2 separate regions of the Homo sapiens genome follow, and region 1 is linked to region 2. A link is a contact called in ENCODE Hi-C or POLR2A ChIA-PET data. All regions are on one chromosome and are shown on one strand. Each heading gives the region's core, a stretch centred on a gene start or an enhancer-like site at or near the end of the contact. The rest is flanking DNA. Distances are from core to core; before and after follow the strand shown. Region 1 overlaps DIDO1 (death inducer-obliterator 1). Region 2 holds the start of SLCO4A1-AS1 (SLCO4A1 antisense RNA 1).

Region 1 (4,221 bases), core at 1,171-3,670, 230 kb before region 2:
CTCCCCACAGTGCACCTAGGCACCCTCCTGTCCTTCCCATGGCACTCGGTTGACCTGGGGGTTCCTGTCCAACAGGTGAGGCCTGGTGTGCACAGACACTCTGCCATTGCTAGAAGGAGGCTGTGCCCCCTGCTAAGATATCAGTAGGTCCTTCACAGCCTCACCTTGTTCCTCCCATTTGTTTTTAAAAATTGTTTCTTATATATACAGTTTATTTAGCTTACGTAAACATTTGGTGCACATAACTTCTCTCAAAGATCATGATGTTTCTTTTGTGGTTTTATAAATTCTTATTCCATTTTTTTCTCTTTATTTCCACTGTTCACCTCCCATTATTGTCGAGGCATGAAGTCAGTTGGAAATGTTTTTCTGAGATGTACCTGACTGACTAGAATTTTGAGATGGAATTCTCAAAATTTTGAGATGGTATTTGATAGGTGCAATTTCTAGTATTTTGTCTCCCTAAATGGCTCATTAAGTGACTTAAACACTGAGGATCTGAACAGATTTTGACTGCAAAGCAGATTCTACAGTTCGTTTCATCTAACCGTTGGAATTAAAATGGAAAACGTTGCCAGTTTGTAAACCCAAATCCAGATGCTGTGTTAAGCATGGTGCCCAGGTGGAAGCACTGCCTCTTGTTCCCACGTGCTGCCACAGAGATGGCCCTGGTGGGGTGAAATGGACGGAGAACACCGTTCACAAGGATAACTCATGGTGTGGGCTCCAGAAGCACATTTCACTGAAATCCTAAGAGGACCCAGTCTCAGTTTTCATTAATAAAAAATACATGGGGGGATTCTAGAACCTAAGAGTGTTTTGCAGGAATTTAAAGCCGGGAGAGGAGGGTGGCTTGTTTCACTGGTCGCGTGAGCTCTTTTTTTATCTGTCTCCTCCAGAGTTGTCAGCGGCAATAAAACGAGACTGGGAGTCATCAGACTCTACGTGTCCACCAATCTCTTCCTCCCAATTAGAAAAATCAGAATTTGTTCTGAGAAAGAATATAGCTTGATAGTTGTTTTTTTACGTTATCCATATAACTGGAAGTTTCTTGGCTGTCAGTAATGACATTCTTTTGTTATTTTTAAGTGTTTTACTTTTTATAAACTTAAAAAGCAGCCTGCCATTGAGAAAATTACATCAGGGAAAGGTTTCACACCTCCGTAACCGTGACCCTGCACGGTGAAGTCCCACATCAGCACCGTCCCGTGGTGCCCCTGTCCATCCCTCAGGTGCCCCTTTGTGCTTATGCTTCAGCCACCTTGGGCAGGTGGGGTGCAGGGATGGAAGTTTCCAGCAGGATCGGTCCCCCTGAATTCACCACCTCTTCAGTGACCTTCATAGGACCTTTCGGAGCTGTGGATCTACTCATAGTCTAAAGATGAATACTCGGGAAAGCCTCCTCGGCATTCTCGGTGTCACAGAGTGCAGAGGTCAGCTCTGAAGACGCCTGCTACAATTCCTCCAATGTGGTACACAAGTTTCAGGTAGATTTGTATAAAGTTGTAAAATAATACTAGGTTTTTTTTTTTTTTTTTCTGTTAACACATCAACATACACATAGTTATATTCTTAGCTTCTAAAAGTTAGAGAAGTAACTTAGAATATTGACAAGAATTTTTGCTACTTATTTAAATGAAGGTTGCGGCAACTTTCATTTGCCGCAAACCTGGAAGAGTTCGGCAAGAAGAGCTTAAGGTAACTGGCTTTATCCTCAACTGACCTGCTTGGTGCTGTCAGCTAGGGGCTTTATACTGAGTATGGCCCTTTAGGACTGGAGGGATTACAGGGGAGGGTTGTGGACTAATTTTAACATGCCCCTAACATGTTGGTTTAAGTAGTAAACAACTTAGATAAAGGTTAAATTACTCGTGTGGGAGATCTTGGGAAGAGCAGCAGCTCTGCTCCCAAATGGGCTTGGCAGCCAGGCACACACCATGTGCAGCTGGGCACAACTGAAATTGCAGTTGAGTGGAACGTCCATCTGTCCACGTGGCCCTCATCACACGAGTTTCTTAGGGAGAATTACACACCTCTCCATTAAGTTGGAAGGCACTCAAGTAGCGGGTATTAGTAAGAAAACTGACCAAGGAAAGCTTTGAGTATTCCAAAACACGGCAGTCTAGCTGTGGACCCTGCAAGGGCGTCCTGGCTGTAGTGATGGTCTCCTCTGAGGAGCGTCTGCGATGTAGTCTGCCTGCTGTATTTGGGAAGTAACTGTTTCCCCGCAACATGAAAGCAAACTAGTAACTACTTATAAAAGGCGAATTCATGTGAACACATTCTAGCATGTTGAGAGGAGCAAAAGCAGAACATTTTCTCTTGCCGCTGCCACCTTGATTGTTCCCACTAGGGGCAATCTTGGAGTGAAGAAACAGGTAAAGCAGGAAACTGCATTGTTGTACACACGCCTCACTGAGGGCTGCAAATAGGCCTGACGTCACAGTGAACAGAATTTACTTCCACAGTTCCTTCACTGACTGTTGAGTCTGTTTTCAGGTGCATAGCATAGAAACAGCCCTTAGAGCTGTAGCGGATGGTGATAGGCAGGATTCAGGACACCGTGGGAGACCAGTGGAGGTCTGAGTGCCCCAGCTTCCCTAAACCAGCCAGCAGTACCGCGACAGGGCAGGCCACTTCATTGTCAACACCTACGTGAGGGCGTGTGGTGTTTATTTTAGTGATTTTTATAACCAGTTCCTTTCCCTGTGGGGAGCCATCCAGCACATAAGGTTGCTACATGGGGGCCTCTGGACAGTCCAGAACTGAGCAGACTTGGTCTCTTGCCCCATATTTTAATCCCTGTCCTGCTAAAACTTCCACTGGGGCAATTGGATGGGTTCTGCAGAGAGGAGCGGAGTAGCACCATCCTCCAGTGGGGGCCTGATTTTCTCCTCCCCGTCTCTGCTCAGGCCCTGGTGCCACCCAGTGGCCAGAGGCGCTGTAGCACCCAAGCCAGCCAGCCTTCTGCTTTGGGGGAAATTGGCCAATTAGAGTGTGCTGCTGATCCCTGTGCACGACGACGACCTGCTTCATTCTGCAGTTGGCTGAAACCCAGACCCGGCAGCAACAGTTTCATCTGGGCCAGTGGCCTGGGCAGGCCCCCAGAATGTGGGAGCTAAAGGAGACAGCACTGCGACCAAGGGGCAGAGAGGTGTGGGGAGGGGCAGGGGACCCCTGGCTCTCAGGCATCAGTGCTGTGCGGTGTGACCAGGTCACCACCACTGCTGCCCCCAGGGGGCCCAGCAGCGTGTAGGGGAGGCTCGTACCCTGACAGAGCCCTGTGTTTCTGCAGTGGGGTTTTTTCCTGGGTTGCCTGGAGTTGCTGCTTGCCCTTCTCTGAAGTTATACACAACGTAATAGTTCAAAGCAAATTTGGATGAACTTGCAAATTGAATTTTAGCTCCACTAAAAAGTTTCTGTCCCCATTTCAGCAGCAGCTGACCCAAGTTGAGCACCAGCCATGCTGTCCCACCTGGAGTGGAATGGGTGTGTGCTCGGGTCCCTGGAACAGTTGCTGGATAGAACATGTCCGTTCAGAGCAGGAATGGGGCTTTCTGCGTGTTGTAGGACACTGCTCCCAGAGGCCCGGCTTGGAACATTCTGCCGTTCACTCACCTGACTGCCCATTTCCATGCTCTTTAAAGCACAGATGAGGGATGACAAAGGTTGCCTTTAGAAAGGGAGCAGTTAATTTTCTAAAATAGCAATGGTTAAGGAAAGCTATTTCCTGCTTTTAAAATAAATTACGTTAATCTGCTGCCCCCACTCTTGGGTAATGGGTGGTTTTAAACCCATGTACTGGGAGTGCCCTAAAACTCATCTCTCAACTCGGGTTTTCCCTAAGTGAGGGAGACAATAGTGTAGTTACACGAGCAGAAATCTGAGTGTGGCCATGGACGCCTCATTCCAACACTTACGATCTGGAGAAATGGAGTTGATGGTTTTGAAGGTAGCATGTAACCCTAACTTGCAACAAGGTGAGCGTTAAACATCATTAAAGATACCGTTCAGGTCACAGCACACAGGTGTTCTGTGTGTCACAGCCAAGGCATTTTGCCGAGGTTTCTGGAAATGCTTTCAGCCAGCTTTTTTAGAGTTCTTTAAACGTGATATTAAAACACTCCAAGGTTTCTAGTGCAGTCACTGAATTGGTTTGAGGTTTCAGTTTGAATCACGGTTGGCTTCCCGGCAGGTGTCTGTCTGCCGCCTCTGGAGACC
Region 2 (4,721 bases), core at 446-2,945:
CCACCAGTGACAGACAGGCCCGCTTAGACCTGGGTGTTTCCTGGAGTGCTCCTGTCTCAGGATCTGCAGAGCTCCGCCTCAGGGTGCTGCAAGGAAAGCTCTGGACAAGCGCACACCCGACCCCAGCTTACCGTAGAGTTGCCGTTAGTGCAGGAATGCTGCTGAGGAATGTAAAGAAAATTACAACGAATATGAAAACCAGAAGGAGGGGCTTTCTCTGACAAGTTGAAGTGCATTTCCCTGCAGTGGCATGGCCAAAACCAGAGGAAAGATTCTGAGGGATACAGCTACAGTCTCGGTACACCTGGGAAGCCCAACAATAGCTCCGATTACAAGGGGAAGGCACGGGGGCCCCTTCCCAGGGTCCAGGGGAGGACAGGGGCGGTAGGCAGCGGCTCCACTCACCTTCTGGCCGTCCACATTCGTCTCCGTGGCTGCAGGGCACCCTGCGTGGCACAGTGAGAAGTACATGAGGCCGTCCGAGCCGCACACAGGGCTGTAGTGTTCTGGCTGGCAGCTGCAGGCAGCGTTGCAGGGAGCCGTTAGGTTCAGGTGGCCTTCGGGCAGGAGGCTGCAGAGGGGGGACAAGCGAGTGGTAGGGTCCAGGCCAGAGCCATGCTGGCGCCCAGCAGGCACAGGGTCAGCCATGGGGCTCGTCCCCATGCAGCCTGCATTTCGGGTCTACAAACTTGCCAAGCTTGCACCGCCCCCAGCACGCTGGGCACTCACACTGGGCACTGCCTTCTGGTGATAGAATGGTTTTTCCTCCTCACGCAAGGAAGGCACACCCATGCCCCCCAGCACCGTCCGCCTGATGCACAGCCCCTTTCCCTAGTTCATTTGTTTTTGGACAGGCAACACATTCATATGGATCAAATACAAACATTAGGAAAGAAAAAGCGCCAAGTACACAAAGGCAGCCTCGTGGCCCCAGCCCCACCCCAGTCCTCGGTTCTCCAGCCACAGGCCGGCTGTGCATTTGCAGGGGTCGTCTGCACGTACACGCCCCTCGGCAGTCACAAACATCTGCACTTCTCACTTGAATCAGAGCACACTGCGCCCATTGTCCAACTCCTTCCTTTTTCCCACTTCACAGTATGTCTTGGCAGTGGCCCAGGATGAGCTTCCTCCACTCCTTTGTGGGCAGGGCCTCTGTTGTGAGGACAGCGTAGTGACCCCGTCCACCCTGATGACTCTTAGGTTCCGATAATGCCACAACGGCTGCTTTGTGCTTCTCGGCCTTGCACGGCACCTGCAGGTGCACTCCCGGGGCCCGCAGGGCAGGGCCGAGGTGCAGGCTACCTACGTGTATTTTGGATATTCCCTAATTGCCACCTGACCAGCAGGTGTCCCTCCCACTCCCAGCACATGGCAACTCCAGGAGCACATCCTGGGACACTTTTTATGTCACCGAGAGACCAGCCTCAAGGACCCCGAACACTAGGGCTGTTGTTCCATTTGACACAGCTACAGAGCAGAGTGCTGAGGCCCAGAGAGGCATATGACTGCCCGGGGGCACAGCCGGGACCCAAGCGCAGGCACTGCTGGGGGCTGGCATGGTGCCTTTTCACGTGGATGCTGCCGGGTGCCCTGCTGAGCGGGTGTTGCCCTTGCCGCTGTCCTGTGACGTAGCCCTTTTCAAAACCACCTCTCCCAAGTGCTGCACCACTCCTCCTCCATGCCCAGGGACCGCGGGTGCTTGGGGCCCCGACGCGTACCCAGGTGCCATCTGGCCCTCACCTCCCGCCGTAGCTGGCTGTGACGCCCGCCATGGGCACACTGGGGCAGTGCAGTGAGAAGACGAGGATGCCCAGCAGGCTGACAACGGTGCAGAACAGGCAGAACTTGATGACCGCGGAGCCCCGGAGCCTGAGCTTGTTCACAAAGAAGCCGCCCAGGAAGGTGCCGCCACCACCCGCTGGCACCACCAGGTACCCTGGGGAGAGGGAGGGATTCAGCCAGGGACTCAGGCAGGGGGCCGTGGTGGGAGAGGGTGGTGGATCAGCCGGGTCCACTTTACAGGTGGGGAAACTGAGGCATAGAGGGATCAATTCCTGCCTGCATGGCAGCACTCAACACCACACCTGAGTGCTTAGCTGTTGCGCTGATAGAGCCCTAGGAGGGACCTCTGTCCAGAGCCCACAGCGGGGATGCCTCAGAGGGGAAGGGGAAGGGGAAGGGGAAGGGGAAGGGGGAGCGGGGGGGCGGGGCGGGGCGGGGGGAGGAGGAGAGCCCAGAGTGCTCCAAGGTCAGCGGCCCCTGCCCCAGTGGGAAGCCAATGACTCCTCCACTGACCCCCCTCCAGGGCAGCCACACCCCCTCCTCCCCCAGGGGCCTCTGCCGAGTCCCTGCAGGCTGTGACAAGGACATTTGTCGAAGCCTGAGTGGCCACCAACAGTAAAAAATTGCGATTAGCTGGCATCTAGCTTCTGGGCTGACAAGTGAGGAGGGCACAGGTGAGGGGACAGGTGGAGAGGGGACAGGTTTGGGGGGACAGGTGGGGAGGGGACAGATTTGGGGGGACAGGTGGGGAGGCTCTCCAAGGGGCAGTAGAGCTGACCTCTGGGGGGCTGTTGAGTGTGGGAATGTGGGCTTGTGAGGTCAGCCCAGAGGGGCCAGGCCAGGATGGGCCTGTGGGGGAGGGAGGGGAGCCCTCATCTGATGCCCTCTTCCTGTCCAGATAGTGGACCCTGGAAGGGTAGAGCGCGGTAGATTGGCGGTGGTGGCCCACATGCCTGGCACCTCTGCCATGGCCCAGGGTACTCTGTGAACGCTGGCAGGAGGAGCAGCTCTGAGGAGGGGTCCCCACTTTCTGCAGACCTGCCCAGCCTGGGAAGGCCAGCCTGCCTCTGGCACCGAGAAACCCCCAGCTGCACTGTTCCAGGAGGTCCTGAGGCACCAGTGCCTGGCTCATGGAACAGCCAGGTCCAAACCCTTCCTGCACCAAGTCACAGAAGCCAAGACTAGGTGGCTAGGGGGTGGAGCCCACCGTGGACCCTTCCACCTACGGAGCATGTCCCACAAAGAGGGCAGGACCACCACTCTCCCGGCCTGTGGACAGAGTCGCTCAGCCCCCGTGGCGCTCTCCACACCTGCTCTGGCAGCGGGGGTGGGAGGGCACTCACTGCCATGTGCCCTGTCTGGGTCTTTCTAGAAGATGCCCTTGAAGACTCTGTTTCTGAGAACTGACATAAAAGCAGAGGACCCCCAAGATTCAGTTTTCTCACCAAACAAGGTGGCAGCTTCTGAGGCACTCAGGCTGAACTGGGACTCCAAGAACTTGGGGCTGAACGTGGACATGCCGGTGATGAGAGTGGCCTCGGTGGCCCCGGCCAGGCAGAGCAGGATGAACGTGGGGTTCTTCAGCAGGAGCCAGATGGAGCTGGGCAGAGGTGGGGGTGTGGAGAAGAGACTGAGGGTCAGAGTGGTGGGCAGAGGTCGGGGTGTGGAGAAGAGACTGAGGGTCAGAGTGGTGGGCAGAGGTCGGGGTGTGGAGAAGAGACTGAGGGTCAGAGTGGGCCAGACCCAGGGTGGGAGGAACCTGCTGTTCCTGAGGCTGTCAGCTCCCCGGTCTGATTACAAAGGGCCCCTGTTCCGACAGGGAGTAGAGTGGGGTGCAGGCAGGTGGGGGACACCCACACTTATTCCAGAGAAACCCAGGGGGCGCCAGGCTGAGCCTATGCCTGTGGCCCACTTGTCCTGAAAGCTGCAGTCCCTGATTAGGGAAAAACCTTATCAGTGCCTTGGCCAGAGCTTCAGCTCAGGTGGGGAGAGACCCCAAGTGACCCAGGACCCTGTTCCGTCACTGGCCAGCAGCAGGGCCTGAAAAAGGGAACTGGCTGGGGCAGGCAGAGGCCACCAAGTCCAGGACCGGACAGGCCCTGGGATAGGGGAATGGAATCACGGGAATGGGGACTGTGGCCAGTCCCCAACCGCCAGCCCCTGGGAGAAGTGGGGCAGGAAGCCACTGGGATTCGAACCCTCCATGCAAGAAGCCCCTGGGTAGACGGACCTGGCTAGCTTGGTTTGCACTTGGGGGCCAGTGGCCCTGGGGGTGGTGAGGCCTCAACTGGGGCGAGTCCTTGGTGCATGGGCCTGGAGCCCTGGGGGGAACTGTGGGAACTCTGAGCCGTCTGGCCCTGAGGGCTCAGCCTCAGCCTCCACATCTGCCTGTTGCGGTCCTGGCTGTGGGGTCTCAGGATAAGGACATAGCCCCCTGGAAGCTGGGAAGGCCCCACATCAGGCCTTGCAGTTTCTAACCCAGGAGGTGGCCGACAGCAGTGCGTCGGGGCTGCCTGTCCCTGCACACGAGGCCCTGGGGGGTGAATGGAGGCTCTCCCTGTTTTTGTTAGCATTGGAGGCCTGAGCAGGGCTAACGCCCAACCGCTGCTTAAGCGCATAAGATGCTGAGATGGAAAACGTGTTGCATGGTGTAAACCACGCAAAGCCCTCCCAGCCAGTGCAGTGATCGAGGCAGACAGAAGGGAAACCGCCTCTGCAAAGAGAGGCTCGGCTCTCTCTGGGGTACACAGATCACCCAGACTGGGCAAAGCTCACATTCATCCCAGCTCACAGCTGCCTGCATCCTGTTCACAGCACGCTCCTGTGCGTGACCCTTCTCCCCCACTGAGTGGGGGGCTCTCGGCCTCAGGTGGGGGTGTTTGCAGACACAGCTATTGTCCTGTCCCTGGAACTCATAACATAGACCAGGGGCAGAGACT

Evidence for each region. A loop is a pair of places that touch in the nucleus more often than their neighbours do. ChIA-PET counts read pairs that join two places held with the same protein, here RNA polymerase II (POLR2A). Pooled maps may share reads with other maps.
Region 1: a loop to region 2 is called in a map of CD8-positive, alpha-beta T cell, with 8 times the contacts of the local background. The contact joins the enhancer-like site here to the promoter of SLCO4A1-AS1 in region 2. A Hi-C loop is called at or near these places in 1 of 168 maps with a recorded cell type or tissue (CD8-positive, alpha-beta T cell) and 6 of 50 pooled maps. POLR2A ChIA-PET finds 5 or more read pairs at or near these places in 2 of 52 experiments (MCF 10A and activated CD4-positive, alpha-beta T cell).

Annotation. Positions count from the first base shown.
Region 1 is chr20:62,899,135-62,903,355 of GRCh38, reverse strand. All of the region lies in intron 6 of DIDO1 (death inducer-obliterator 1), which reads left to right. Among named protein-coding and RNA genes, the nearest start is that of SNORA117, 18 kb to the right of the region's middle. RefSeq lists enhancers at 2,986-3,235, 2,565-3,419. Within about 2 kb of position 2,420, at least 15 of the 41 ENCODE cell types and tissues checked have a DNase peak (open chromatin) inside an H3K27ac peak, as active enhancers do; they include CD8-positive, alpha-beta T cell, where a contact is called at or near this core.
Region 2 is chr20:62,663,595-62,668,315 of GRCh38, reverse strand. It overlaps SLCO4A1-AS1 (SLCO4A1 antisense RNA 1), which reads left to right and starts at 1,695. Exons shown (of 4, transcript NR_024470.1): 1 at 1,695-1,931; 2 at 2,306-2,456; 3 at 2,819-3,392. It overlaps SLCO4A1 (solute carrier organic anion transporter family member 4A1), which reads right to left. Exons shown (of 12, transcript NM_016354.4): 6 at 3,228-3,382; 7 at 1,741-1,936; 8 at 406-571; 9 at 132-304.